3 separate regions of the Homo sapiens genome follow, and regions 1 and 2 are each linked to region 3. A link is a contact called in ENCODE Hi-C or POLR2A ChIA-PET data. All regions are on one chromosome and are shown on one strand. The core of a region is the stretch at or near the end of the contact, and the rest is flanking DNA. Distances in the headings are between cores, read along the strand shown. Region 1 holds the start of SAMD15 (sterile alpha motif domain containing 15). Region 2 holds the start of CIPC (CLOCK interacting pacemaker). Region 3 holds the start of IFT43 (intraflagellar transport 43).

Region 1 (2,764 bases), core at 35-2,534, 1.4 Mb before region 3:
GTCTCCCTTGGTTTGGTTTCATCTGGTAACTCTAGAATTTTCTCAGTTGGCTTTGTTTGTGTTTTCTCTTCAACTTGTGGGTTGATCTCCTGTGGTAGCACTGGACCAGTCTCCTCTGGTGGCTGTGGATTTTTTTTCTCATTTGACTTTCTTATCTCTTCTGGACTTTCTGGTTTCATCATTTCTGATTGTTCTAGAATTGTTTCCTCATTTGTTTTTCTTGATTCTTCCTCAGGAAACTCTAATTTGATCTCTTCTAGTGGCTCAGGAACGTTCTCATCAGTAGACTTTCTTGGCTTGTGGTCTGGAAAGTCTGGTTTAGTCCGCTCAGGTAGTTCTGTCCCTTTCTCCTCAGTTGCCTTTCTTTGCATCTCCTCTGGAACCTCTGGTTGAGTCTCTTCTGGAGGCTCTAGACCTGCCTCCTCACTAGACTTTCTTGGTTCCTTCTCCAGAAATTCCAGTCTAGCCTGCTCGGGTGGCTCTGTCCTTTTCTTCTCAGTTGACTCTCTTTGTGTCTCCTCTGGAGTCTCTGGTTTGGTCATCTTTGGTGGCTGAAGATCTGTCTCTTCAAGTGATTCTCCTAGTTTCTCACTTGGAAAATCTTGTTTGGTCTGCTCTGGAGGCTCTAGACCTGTCTCTTCATGTTGCACTCTAAGTGATTCCTCTGGAACCCCCGGTTCAGTCTCCTCCTCTAGTAATTCTAAATTTCTCTCTCTGACTGTGGCCCCCGAAACCTCAGACATGGTTTCCGTTGGTGGCACTGGATCTGGATCTGTTTCCATAGCTGACTCTAGGAACACATCCTCTGTAACATTTGGTTTAGCCTCCTCTGGTGGCTCTAGGTCTGACTCTTTATGCGTTTCATCCATAGGGGCCTCCAAATCTTTGAAAAACTCTCCCATCTCTCTGGATGTTTCCGACTTTACCTCTTGGTGTATCCCTGGTTCAGTTTCGCTTGGTACGTCTCTCTTGGACTCCTTGGCAATTCCTTCCTGGGACGTCCCGCCAGGTTTCAGCTGCACGTTCTTAGCACTGTCTGGCTCCCCCTCTTTGAAGTCCTCTTCCTCGGTCTCTGGCTGTGGCTCTTGGTAAATCTCTGCTGGTAGCTTCGAGTCTGCCTTTGCCATGGTGTCTGGTTCGGCATTTTCATACAATTTATGAAGTCCAGGCAGTTCAGGCCTCTCAGGCTCCAGCTCTCCATCTTCATCTGGGCCGGAATCATAATCCTCCGGGACTTCAGCCATTTGCAGCTTAGCAGACGCGCCGCGGCTTCCTAGCAACCCCAACTTCCGATAGCGTCTCTATGGATACCACGATTTCCGGCAGTGTCTTCCTGACTCTTCCCCAGGTTTTGTTTGTTCTTTCAAGCCCTGACTTTAAAAATCGTCTGTCACAAGCACGCAGTAACCCTCCCTGCGGCCTCATCGCCAGCCTCAGCGGGCCAGAGCTCCTGTGGCCGCCCCTGGGTCAGCTAGCTTTTCAAGCGGCCGCCGCGCCGCTTCTTCCGGCCTGCAGGCTGCGCTCGGCTGTGCTCGGCGCTCGCTCGGCCTTCGGCTGTTTCCGGAGCCACTCGCGGCTGGCAGCGGAGAGCTCCGTGCGCGGGCTGCAGATGTCTGACCTGCAGGCGGCTGAGGGGCCGGGCTCCTGGAGCCCCACAGCCCGCCCAGGGTCGGCTGGCGGCGTCGGGGACTGCCAGGGAGTGGAGGGGAGCCAGGCGGCCGCCTCAGGTACGCAAGGCCGGGGCGCTGGCGGGTGGGTGCCGCCCGGCCTCAGGGCCCCGCACCACGGCGCGAGCCTCCGCCGCGCTCTGTCCTGGGCTTCCCCGCGGAGCGGACCCACCTCGGCAGCCCCTTCGCGCGCGGGGCCCCTTCCCCGCCGCTGCCACCACCCGGGCCCTGGGCTCGAGGTTATTTTCTACTCACTCCTGTTTCGAAATGCCTTGATTCCTGCCCCGCTTCCTTTCTGAGATCTGCCCAAATGGTAGTGACAGGGTGGCTCTGCCCCTGGCGCCTCTTCAGCTTCAGTTTCAGCTTCAGCCGGGGTTCGGGTCCCACCTCCGTCTGCTAATCACATCTAGACTGCCGACCCGAACCCTACTGGCCTCGCCGCCCCCTGCTTCTGGCTCCCCACCCTATCCCCATCTCAGTCCCCTGCCCCAGCCTTACCACGCGCCTCTCGGCCCCCACCCGGGTTGGCAGCCTTGCCTTCCTCTGCCAGAAGCCCACTGCGCCCTAGCCTTCCTGCACATAGGCCCCCTGGCCTTGCTGCCATCCTCTCCATCGCTTAGAGTGGGAAAAATGAAAAGCAGAGTTGAAATAGGTAGTGTCTGGGGTCTTTTGCTTGAACACAGTAGCCAAAGCAAGAGCAGGAATTAAAAATTTGGCCTACCTCCCTCATTCTCAAGACCCTCATCCTCTTCTTGTCCAGGACGACGTCTCCATTTCTACTAACGCGAGTTCCTCCGTGTGTATTATTTCAGTGTCCAAAGACAAAAGAGTCCATCCATCACACTTTCTTCTTTCAGCCTCCTGAACACCACACACGATGCAACTGAAAGGATGCTCTTTTGAAATACGAAAGGGTAGAGGGGAGAGAACTTGTCTTATTTAAGTAGCAAATATAAATTAATTTTCTAGGTCTGAAATTAAAATAGACACCATAAAGTATAATGGTTGAGGCACTACTGTGGAGCCAGGGTGCCTGGATTGGAGTCTGAAACGTCAGTTTCCTCATCTGTAAAATGTGATTACTAAAAATATCTGCC
Region 2 (2,819 bases), core at 293-2,792, 1.1 Mb before region 3:
TAATCCACAAACAATCTTTGTGAAGATTTGTCCTTATGATTAAAAAGGAGATCCAGGGTTACAAGAAAAGGATCTGAAATGCTGCTTTCAGATCTCTCCTTTTATAGACACTTGGCAACATTCCTGGAAGCTCAAGTTCCCTTTAAAATGTGTCACGTGTATAACATGTGTGCCTGGACAGAAGTGTGAGGTAAAAGCCCAACCAGAGGCTTAAATACAATAAAGTGATAAGGTCACAGAAAGAAAACCTTGAGTAATCCCCGTTAGAATTATAAATACATTACTAGCTTTTCTCCGAAGTCATTTTCTTTTGGCCTGCATATTCAGGGATACCATTCTGGGAGAATGTCTGGGTATCTTAACAGTGGAAAAACCCTGTCTACCTAAATGTCTAATATTCATCTTCCCTTCCACATTCATTCCATTTCTCCAACTTGGCTGAAAATTCGTGTCAAAGATCCTGAACCCCAATTCCATACAATTTCCTATGTTTTAGACCAGTTTGGCTCTATTTTCACCTTTCAAAGGGGAGATGAGCTTAGAGAACTTTCTCCGATCCCCTGCTGCAATTAGTTCACAGTAACAGTGCCCACCTACCCATTCGCACCAGCCCACGTTGCATCTGTGCCAGGCAGCATGTGCACCCTCCAGGCATCCACCAGCCTGCCAGCTCAGCAGGGCAAAACTGGGCAGACCCTAGTACTGTGCTGTGACTGGCATACCACCAGCCTTCCAGGGCAAACGCCCAGGCAATGCATACTGCCAGGACTTGAGCAATAACAGGGAGCCTAGCTCCAGCCTGTGACCTGGGCCGGGATCAGAGCTCCCCCGAACCCACCCACTAACCACTTAACTCCTTACTTGGCACTGCCCACCTTCTCCCCAGAAACACTACCCCCGACACCAAGCCTGGCAAGCTGGCCACTCAGGGGAAACAACCAGCAACGAGGGTGACGGCAGGTCTCTGGAAAAGGCAGCACACCTGTGCCCTGGAGCCAGAACAGGGTACCACCCCCGACCTCAAACCGGAAGCCCAGGACCCTCGCCCAGTTACTAGTTCTGGCGCCCACTCACCTGCCCATTGCTTGGCCCTCAGCTCCCAGCCGGGCTGGACTCCAAGCTCTCTCCCCGCCCAGCCGGCTGGCGGTTGCGCCCAGGGCTAGACCAGGGCCCACCTGCCCCTCACACAAGCCTCCTCCCCACACGCAGCCCCCTCCTCACCCGCGATTCCCTCTCCCACGCCCCTCACAGCAAACCAAAGCCCTGCTCCCACCATTTGGCTCTCCGTCCTCCGAAAGTCCCGGTTTGCCCCTCTTGCCTACTCGCTCCTCTTCCTCTCTCCCCTACTTCCACCTCCTTTCCCCACGCTCCTCGCCCAATCCCTCTCCCGCCGTCATCCCTGCTCCCCTCCTCCCGGACCGAGCCCTCCCTTTCTCACCTAGGGCCGGGGTCGCAGCTCCACGACCGGCCTGTGGGTCAGGTGGCGCATGCGCGAGCACGGCCCCGCGGCACCATGACAACCTCGTCGTCGCTGGGTGTCTCGCTATCCCCACAGCCTCCCGCCCATTTCTCCTCCCCACGCCTCCGCGACGGCTTTCGCCAGCCACGTGACCCGACTCGGATGACCCGGCACCATGGAGACCGCACGCTGTTCTCCTAGAAGGGCCCTTGGAAATGCGCCCTTTCCCCGCCCCCGCCGGAAGACCAGGCCGGCGCGGGGCGGGGCCAGCGCTCAGAGGCCTACGCTCTGTCCGCGGCCGGCGGGCGTCTCTATGGTTGGTTCCTCAGGCCTCGCCGCCATTTTGTACGGGGGCCTTGAGCAATGAGCGGCTTGGGCAAGGTTTCCAGGCGGGGTTCAGAGGAGCCGGGGGTGGGGCCGGCTTGGAGTCGATACAGAGAGAGGAGCGACTCTCGCACTGTCTTGGTGCGTGCCGCCGTGCCGCCGTGCCGCCGTTGGGGGTGGGGGCCGGGGCGAGTCGTGTCCGGCCTGTGCGCGTGCCGGGAGCGACAGTGCCCGGCGTGGGAGAGCGGGCGTGCGGGCGGCCTCAGCCTGGAGTCGCCGTGACAGGGGTGCCAGACCTCCCCGCGTGCTCCTCGCATTTTCTCTACGCCTGTCGCCCTGTTTGTTTTTTGTTCCCGTCCACCCTCGAGACCGTGCTTCACGAGGTCGAGGCGCGATGAGTTATTTTAAGTAGATGATTTCATGACCTTTGATGTTTGACTGACTTTGTCATGTGCTATGGGTTTTATATGGATGCTGTTTCTTGGTGAAGGTTCACGGTGAACACACGTGTGTAACAGCTAAAGAAAAAAAGGGCTTGGGATCAGTTGACGTTCTGATGCCTTGAATCAGTGAAGGTTACTTAGAAAAAGAATTATTTCGCTAGTGAAAAAGAGGACATGGGCGAGTTTAAAGAGTTGACGGGTCGAGGCAGATTCAAGAGCTGAGCTGTCCAGTAAGATGGTCACTAACGACTGGATAAGTTTCTCAGTTGTACTAGCCACATTTCAGGAGCTCAGTGACCTCTTTATTGGACAGTGCAGATTATATATAGCCCATTCCCAGCATCGCAGAAAGTTATATTGGACAGTGCTGATTTAGATAGTGGGGAATTGTTTTATACTGGTCATCCAGGCCTTTGTAAGTGCTGCTAGGTCGTGGTTAATCACGTTAGTCCTCTAGACACAGGTAATTCTAATGTATTACTGGGTATGGGTGTACTTGTTAGTAGTCAGCTTTACCAACAAGTAATATGCCTACACCATGTAAGGCTTTTGTTTTGGGGACAGAGTGAAAGCAATAGTTAACAATTACCAAG
Region 3 (2,933 bases), core at 337-2,836:
GTGTCATTTAGGTTTCAGGGATGGTGGAAACAATCTTTCTGATAATAAGCAGCTTATTTTCTTCTCAAGTCAGACAATTCCATCCCTTCACCATGGTTGCCCTTTTCCATTTGTCACAGCACTGAGTATCTGAATACAGCATCCTACATATGGCGGTTGTGCTAAAACAAAAATTCAATGATCTTGTCGCTAAATGCTGTTCACAGGTGTTTTCTCTAATAATTTTTAAGTATTTCAAGGTTTTAAACTTTTTGAAGACCCTGTATAGATCCATAGGGTAGAAAAACTTCTTTACTGCCTGATTTTTGTGTATGTTAAATGTAGTCTATTTATTGCCCATCTTCTCCCACTACAACATAATCACATGAGGGCAGGAACTTTGCTTTATTCATTGCTGTATCTCCAGCACCTAGGACACTGCCTGATACACAGTAGGGGCTCAATAAATATTTGTTGAATGAATGAATAACTACATTCACATCCCCAGGTACTAAAAAACATTCACGTATCAGCAGGCCTGGTGACCTTCAAAACACTTAGAGATTTCACAGCAGACACTAAAGACTTGCTCTGGGGCCCAATCTTTTAGTAAGTGCGATCCTAACCAGTTTTAAAGATAAAAAGGCCTGATGGGGGTTACAAAGGAGGAAGGTAGACACTGAACTTGGGTCTTGAATCTAGCTCCATTATTTACTAACTATAACGCTGGGTAAACCACAGCCTCATAGGCAGCAGTAGCTAACCTCTTCTGACCTCTTCCGTGATAACATATGCCAAGCACTGAGTTACACGCTTCCCATGTATTGTTGCATTTCCTTTTCACTGTAACACCTCCATTCTAGGCATAAGGAAACCAAGGCTCGGAAAGGTTAAATCGTTTTTTAGGTTTTTTTTTTTTTTTTGAACCCAGGCAACAGCTCTATGCTCCATCTGGCCTCAGTGCCTGAGCACCTAATCACTCCCTCACGTTACAAATCGGTCTTGGTTTCCTTAACTACTGAGGTAACTGAGGTTAACTCCCACCTCCCCACGGGGATTACCGGGAAGAAAGGCCGTCCCTGCCTGCCTCCCTTCCATGCATAAAACAGTGCGGCTTTTGCAGGAACTTCTGCGACGAGGTGTCCCAAAGGAAAAACTCTAGGATGGGAGCGAGTGCGACCCCGGCCGGGGCTCCCCTATCACCCTGTGATCGATCTGTTCTGGGGAAGTTCGCACTCGGGGCTCTAGAAAACGGAGAAAGGCTCGGAAATTTCCCACGGTCCTAGACGCCGGCGGGGACAGGGTGTTTTCTACTTTCTGAGGATTTTAAAGAAAGCAAACCCCAGGCCAGCAGCGGCGGAGCCCACAGTGGCCTGGGGGCGGGGCGGTGAGGCTGCCTCCTTCTGGGCCTCACCCGGCGCGGCGCGAGGCCTGCCGCCCTGAGTCGCCTCAGAGAAGTCGGGGCCGGCGGGGTCGCTCCTCCCCACCCGCCAAATCCTGGCCCCCAAGGCCCCCGAATTGGTCCTCACGGAGGTAGCCAAGCTGTAGCGAAGCTCCTCGTCCAAGTCGAGCAAATCCTCCATCTCCGCGGCCGCCTGACGTCACTTCCTGGAAACCGACTGGCCCAGACGCGTCCCTGCTAACAGCCCCGCCCCTCCACCCCAATTTTTAAAGGGTACGCAGCATGGTTCCTGGATTCTGTGTGCCATCCTCCAAACTACCGAATCTTTCTTAAATCTGCCTTGCTTGACATCTGGAAGCAACCTCCGGTTATTAAAACTCGCCAACGCTGCTCCTGCGAGACGGTAAAATAATTTGGTCGTTAGGAACTGTCTGTATTTGTAGCTCTGTTTAAATATATCAATATATTAAGTGCAAAGCACTACTACTGCTATACTGATGCCTCCCACTTGTACAGCTCTTTGCAAGGTACAGAAGGCCGTCACAGTTATTGGCTTAACGTGAGGGGCATTAACAACCTTGTGTGGGAAGCAAGATAAGTGGTATTGTTTCCATTTGACAGATGAGAAAACAGGGAATCAGGTGTAATAAATGGTTTACCATGAATTATGGAAACTGCAATATACATAATCTCTGCCTTCAAGAAGTTTACAGAGAGGCTGAATCAACACATCAAATAGCTGAGTAGTAATAACTTTCAAAAGTACAAATATTCAATATCTCATTAAATCCCAATAATCCCGCAAAGTGAGTAGCAGTAGTATCTCTAACACAACAATAAAGCACACTGAGGTACAAAGAAGGGGCTTGAGGAAAATCACCTAAGTGCCAAGCAGCAGAGCCAAATGCCCTTCTGACACCAGACATTACTGGAGTATTTATCTCCAGCACATACTACTGGGTGCCAGCCATTCTCCTAGGCTGGCAGAGGGAGATGTACCACAAATTCCCAGCCTAATGGGGCATTTAAGTTGCGTCTTTGTTGACTCTTCATATGAGATCTCCAAGTCAATATCACTGGCCAGGTCCCTGACACTGGTTGGCTGAGATCCATAGGAGATGGGCTGATAGCCCTGAAAGCAAACAACATTCCAGTATTATGTTGAGGGGAAGGCCTGGATGGACACAGGTTAAAAGCAAGGATTCGGAAGTGGGAGTAGCACCCCTGAAACCTCATTGCAAGCATTTCTTAAATATCCAGTAAATCACTCAGTTCAGTCACACATGTTACTGGATAGGACTGTGTGTTAGCATGCCTGTGACAGCAAGAGCACTGGCCTGGATATCAGAAGAGCTGTGTTCTCATCTTAGCTCTCCTGAAAACTACCTGTGTAGTCAGAGCAGAGCCCTTTCCGCTATCAGTTTCCTCCCTTGTAATTACTTTAGAGATTATCTCTAAGATCCTTTGTTAACTTGCTTCTCAGTGAGAATACTTTGTTAGATTTTAATCTGAAGAAACACTCATTGCCAAAAATCCAAGACAGATGAAATAT

Evidence for each region. Hi-C counts contacts between places; a loop is a spot of excess contacts on that map. ChIA-PET counts read pairs that join two places held with the same protein, here RNA polymerase II (POLR2A). Pooled maps may share reads with other maps.
Region 1: a map of naive thymus-derived CD4-positive, alpha-beta T cell shows a loop between it and region 3 (13-fold over the local background). The contact joins the promoter of SAMD15 here to the promoter of IFT43 in region 3. A Hi-C loop is called at or near these places in 2 of 168 maps with a recorded cell type or tissue (Right ventricle myocardium inferior and naive thymus-derived CD4-positive, alpha-beta T cell) and 9 of 50 pooled maps.
Region 2: a map of B cell shows a loop between it and region 3 (23-fold over the local background). The contact joins the promoter of CIPC here to the promoter of IFT43 in region 3. A Hi-C loop is called at or near these places in 4 of 168 maps with a recorded cell type or tissue (B cell, CD4-positive, alpha-beta T cell, CD4-positive, alpha-beta memory T cell and 1 more) and 7 of 50 pooled maps. POLR2A ChIA-PET finds 5 or more read pairs at or near these places in 1 of 52 experiments (Caco-2).

Annotation. Positions count from the first base shown.
Region 1 is chr14:77,375,899-77,378,662 of GRCh38, reverse strand. It overlaps SAMD15 (sterile alpha motif domain containing 15), which reads right to left and starts at 1,284. Exons shown (of 3, transcript NM_001010860.4): 1 at 1-1,284. The coding sequence starts at 1,244. TMED8 (transmembrane p24 trafficking protein family member 8) reads left to right here and starts at 1,569. Exons shown (of 6, transcript NM_213601.3): 1 at 1,569-1,727. The coding sequence starts at 1,610. RefSeq lists an enhancer at 1,302-1,511 and a silencer at 1,562-1,991.
Region 2 is chr14:77,096,981-77,099,799 of GRCh38, reverse strand. It overlaps CIPC (CLOCK interacting pacemaker), which reads right to left and starts at 1,542. Exons shown (of 4, transcript NM_033426.3): 1 at 1,439-1,542. LOC124903350 (a long non-coding RNA gene) reads left to right here and starts at 1,782. Exons shown (of 2, transcript XR_007064275.1): 1 at 1,782-1,924. RefSeq lists enhancers at 772-931, 1,071-1,900, 2,262-2,311 and a silencer at 1,932-2,081.
Region 3 is chr14:75,984,416-75,987,348 of GRCh38, reverse strand. IFT43 (intraflagellar transport 43) reads right to left here and starts at 1,586. Exons shown (of 9, transcript NM_001102564.3): 1 at 1,509-1,586. The coding sequence starts at 1,562. RefSeq lists a silencer at 1,296-1,605 and an enhancer at 1,432-1,933.